Linked DNA regions of Homo sapiens: region 2 is linked to region 1. Evidence: chromatin loops called from intact Hi-C (ENCODE). Cell type or tissue: Caco-2. All regions are shown on one strand.

Region 1 (2,500 bases):
TTTAGAGTTAAGTTTCATAGCAGTTGAGGTGTATATGTGAAAAAACAATCCATCCTTCAGAAGCAGCCCCAGTGTTCCCTGGGGAGACTTCCCAAGCATGTCCCTGGGCTGGGGTTTCTTTCCTGTGTGCTCCCAGCATCCCTGCTTTCTACCTCATTTCTGATGTGGTACAAATCCTGATCTCCCTTCCTTTTCCTTCCCTTTCCCCTTCTGTCCCCTCTCCCCCTTCTCCCTTTTTTTTTTTTTTCCTTTCAACAGAGTCTCACTCTGTTGCCCAGGCTGGAGTGCAGTGGTACAATCATGGCTCACTGCAGCCTTGACCTCCCAGGCTCAAGGCAGTCCTCCTGCCTCAGCCTCCCAAGTAGCTGGAACTAAAGGCATGTGCCACCACAACCAGCTGGTCTCAAACTCCTGGACTTAAGGGATCCTCCCACCTCAGGCTCCCAAAGTGCTGGGATTATGAATGTAAGCCACTGCTCCCGGCCCTGAGTTTCTTTACTATAGCACATCAGGCTGAGATCTCTTTGCAAACTCAGATTGTAGCCTCAGTGTTTAGGACAATACTTGATGTGTAGTAGATATTGAACCAACCAAAGTGATGAATTGCACCAGTAGTTGGACTTTGATGGGCAAGTTCGTGACTGGTGGTATTATAGTATCTTTTCTGCCCCGGTTGATCATTGTTTGTTTTTCTCCTTTTCTCCCTCTAAAGTACTCATGTAATGGAGGAAAGTCTATATCTGCAGCTGGACCCAGCCATACCAGGAGTGTATTTTGGAAATCCATACCCGTTTGGGATTGATCCGGTAATAATGTCTTCTTGGGTTAAATATTTCTTATGTGAACTATCTTGAGGAGACCTCTGGAGAGAGAAGAAAAGGCCAACAAAGCCTGTCAAATCAACAAACTTGTGTTGAGATAAAATAACTTCTGCTGACGTTTTTGTGACACATAGAGCCAGAGTCAAGTAAAAGTTCTGTCTACACCTTCTACCCAGCCCCATTTTCCATACAGTCCCCCAAACGTCTGCCTCTTTCTCCATCAATCATATCCCTGGTGGTTAATAACTGCTTCTTTAAAAGGCACTTGGTTGCCTGGGGAGTATGCATATTACATGAGCTATTTAGCGTCCTAATCAAGTTTAAGTTCCCTGCTTTGTATTTTCTTGCAGTGGGAAACATTTCCCTTTTTTCTAAAAAAGTGTGGATTTACTTTTATGTTTGCTTTGTTTTACTGCATAGAATTGACGCTTTTTAAAAAAGGTATTTGCTTCATTTTATGTTTGTTATATCTATCTCAGTCAGCTAGATTTGAGCTAAGCAAAACGATACTTCCTCGCAGCCTGTAGATATAAAGCGGTTTTGAGGAGATACAACACATGCCCGTTCATGTAAAGCTGTTCATTTCTATTGGCCCAGTGCATGCTGCCACCAGGTGGCGGCCTTGTGCTCCAAATGAGCGTGAGTAGTCTGAAATTGAACCTGGCAAATGCTGTCCATGTTTCTTCTAAGCTCTTTCTTTATGGGAGAGAACCTGAGACCTCCGTTTTCGTTGCTGACAATTAGGAGTAAATAGTACTAGCCCTAAAACTGGTTTCCAGTCTCTCCCATCTTACAGGTCACCTCCTCTTAAGTTTTCCTGTGTCATTCCGCTATCGCCCGCCTCCCTGCCCTTATAAAAACATGAATTTTGCCCAGGATTTGTTTATACTTGCCACCCAGGGACACTTGCATTCTAAGTTTTATCAAAAGTGGTAAAGTCCTTGAAGGCTGGTGTGTAAGTTGCAAAGTGCTAAAAACTAATTTGAATTTTTGTGGCCTGCAAGACGTTGTCCTTGGTCAAAGGAATTTCATGTTTAGTAAGCAGGTGGAGAAGGAATCTAGACGGGGATGATCTTAGGGTCTGGTTGATCTTCCTTTGTTTGGAATCTCATTGCTCCAATGGTCTCGTCTCTCCCCTCCACAGCCCACAGTTAATTCATCAGCAAATCCTGCCTGTCCATTTCTGCTCCTCAGACAGAGTGGAGCTACGGTATTTCACATTGCAGAACTGAGTGATCCTGAGTTTCTACTCTGATGCAATTTTGTCATCTGCCCACAAGTTAGAAAAGAAAGAAAATATGTCAGGGTGAAAGAGAATGTGGGATATTGAAAATAATGAAATCTGTTCCTAGTAACATTTAGAATTTTGAAAATTTCTGGTCTTTCTATCCTAAAATAATACATATATATGATTTAAAAAAATCTATACCACACAAAATATTATATAAAGAAAAGCAGGAGTTGGCCAGATGTGGTGGCTCATGCCTGTAATCCCAGCACTTTGGGAGGTTGAGGCGGGTGGATCACTTGAGGTCAGGAGTTCGAGACCAGCCTGGCCAACATGGTGAAACCTTGTCTCCACTAAAAATACAGAAATTAGCTGGGCATGGTGGCACACACCAGTAGTCCCAGCTACTTGGGAGGCTGAGGCAGGAGAATTGCTTTAACCTGGGAGGTGG
Region 2 (2,500 bases), 75 kb after region 1:
GGGGAAAGGTCGAGGGCGGGAGTTGGGGAGAAGGGTCGAGGGCGGGGGTGGGGGGAAGGGTCGAGCGCCGGGGTGGCGGAGGAGGAAGAGCTGGGGGTGAGCAGCAGCAGCGTGCGGGGGAGGGGGGAAGGGCGCAAGAGAGGATCAGGGGTCAGCGGCACACCCATGGAGGATCAGGGGTGCGCCCGATGGAGGGTCAGGGACGCTGGAGAGTTAGGCGCGCGCCCGATGGAGGATCGGGGGTGCTGGAGATTAGGCGCGCATCTGGTGGAGGGTCAGGGGCGTGCCCGATGGAGGATTAAAGGCGCTGGAGGGTTAGGCGCGCGCCTGATGGAGGATTAGGGGTGCTCGAGGGTTAGGCGCGCGCGCCCGATAAAGGGTCAGGGGCTTGCCCAGTGGAGGATTAGGGGCGCTGGAGGGTTAGGCGCCCGCCTGCTGGAGGATACGGGGTGCCAGAGGGTTAGGCACGCGCCCAATGGGTCAGAGGCGTGCCCGATGGAGGATTAGGGGCGTTGGAGGGTTAGGCGCACGCCCGATGGAGGGCCAGGGGTGTGTCCGATGGAGGATTAGGGGTGCTGGAGGGTTAGGCGCGTGCCCGATGGGAGCTCAAGGACGCTGGAGGGTTAGGCGCGCGCTAGGTGGGGCGCGCGAGGGAGGCAGGACGTCTTCCAGGTAGAAGGTGGGGGAGGGGGAGGGCAGGGTAGGGTGCACAAGAAGGGGGCACCACTGAGGATCGTTGGGGGCGAGTGAGGGAGGCAGAGGGAGAGCTGGAGCCCCAGCGAGCGGACAGGTTTCTGTCTCTGCAGTCTGTCAAACAGGGTTACGGAACGTTTCTGTCCTAGAAAGTGTAGCGTGCAGGACCCAGTCGTGGCTTTTGTCGTGCAAGAATATATATGATGAATTTTTCATGGTTCAGTGTGGGAGAAATGCATTTCAGTCTTCCCTCTAAAGAGTGAAGGAAGGAGAAAAAAAGCAGAACAGCGACAGCGAAAGGGAAACAGAGCTGTTTCTGGTTTGTTTTGTTTTCCCCTAGAAATGCGAGCTGACAGCATTCCTTTGATTGCCCTGGAGGCCGTCAGTCAGGGCTGCAGTGAAGCCTGAACTTCTTGAAGGCAGGAAAATAAGGAGCCCAGAGGCACAGACAGCAGCTGAGGTCTCAGGCCAAGTTATAATAAATAAAACCCTAGTGTCAAATCCCAGGTCCTTGAATTTTATCAGGGGAGGACAGGCCATTGTGAGAACGAGTAAGGAAAAGAAGTAGGTGTATCTTAGGACTTATGAATGTTCTGAAGAGTTTTTTAAATGAGTGATTGGATTTGGTGTTTAAAGTTATGTCTATTTGTAATAACATAAAGGGAGACTGCTTCTAGTGGCCCCAATTTGTGTACTGTATAAGGCAGCGCATGAACAGACAATTTTAAAAATTACAGTGGAAATTCACAAGTACACATCTGAATAGAGTGGAGCCGAAGCCGTCCTCTAGCAACAAGCGGGCGGCAGAGGACCCCGTTTCCACCTGGGGCAGGATCTGCCTTGTTAGGCTCCCACCAACAGGGAGCTGAAATCCTGAACATGAAGGGCCTCAGGGGCAAGCAAGACCAACGTGAAACCCTGTTCTTTAAATTAACTTCCATCCCTCCCGTATTTCCAGCCTACTTCTAGTGAAAATGGCTAACGGGGTAAAGTAACATGTAAAACCTGCTTAGAGAACCGTTTTATCTCGCTCCCACTTGCAGATGGTGTTTTTTGGCTACATGGTTTTCAGTATCCTCTTTGGCCTCCTGGCTGACAGATATGGCCGCTGGAAGGTAGGTGGGGCCTCACAGTAGCATTTGGAATTGTCTTTTGTGTATTCTTTTGGGGGCAACCTTATCACTGTTTCTCTTTAGTAGGCATCTCCCTCCCAATACCCAAGATAGAAAATGCAGACATTTCCCTCCCTGATGGAACATTCCAGGCTTATCTTCTGGACATTTTTCTCAGGGTACCTGTGCCTGCAGCTGTTCCTCTGCAGTCCAGGTGTGGAGTAAAAGGAGATGCGGGTATTATAGAGTTCTAAGAAATCTCTACCCAGAAGGATTAAAGGAAGGAAGGCCGCTAAGTGGCTCTATTTGAACTTTTAAAGGTTGGGACTTAGAAGCAGTCATGGGTTGGTTAGATGCCCCCACCACGTCCAGTTTACTGTGGTGGTGTTGAGAACAGAGGTCTGATATCAGTGGGGGCACACATCTGTTCTCCATTTATCCATATCTTCGCTTCTAATGAGTTAATAAGGGGAATGGAAAAGGCCCCTTAGCCCTTCAGAGCAGCCCTATTGGGAGGTTTTTTCCTCTGGTTTTCATTTAAATGACTAGTCCACTGCTGCAACAGCAAGCTCAGAAGAAGCTGTTCTTTCAGGACTATGTGTCATGAGTGAGTGTCCATAAAGTCTCTAACCCCCCAGAGCACCCAAGTAGGTTGGGAGGGAGCAAGTCTCCCTTAATTTTGGGGCAAGAAAACT

What was found. A loop is a pair of places that touch in the nucleus more often than their neighbours do. Peaks named below come from ENCODE experiments on the same cell type or tissue, not always from the same donor. Only the 100,000 strongest peaks of a DNase experiment are listed, where the experiment ranks them.
Region 2: it touches region 1 in a loop (4-fold over the local background); 3 of 110 quality-filtered maps call a loop at or near these places.

What each region holds. Positions count from the first base shown.
Region 1 is chr7:138,737,846-138,740,345 of GRCh38, reverse strand. It overlaps ATP6V0A4 (ATPase H+ transporting V0 subunit a4), which reads left to right. Exons shown (of 22, transcript NM_020632.3): 15 at 713-806. Among named protein-coding and RNA genes, the nearest start is that of SVOPL, 38 kb to the right of the region's middle. In Caco-2, a CTCF peak has its summit at 1,445 (motif pointing right); a DNase peak (open chromatin) is centred at 1,435.
Region 2 is chr7:138,662,382-138,664,881 of GRCh38, reverse strand. SVOPL (SVOP like) reads left to right here. Exons shown (of 16, transcript NM_001139456.2): 5 at 1,737-1,808. Among named protein-coding and RNA genes, the nearest start is that of SVOPL, 38 kb to the left of the region's middle. In Caco-2, no CTCF peak of the experiment used is centred here; DNase peaks (open chromatin) are centred at 1,071 and 1,915.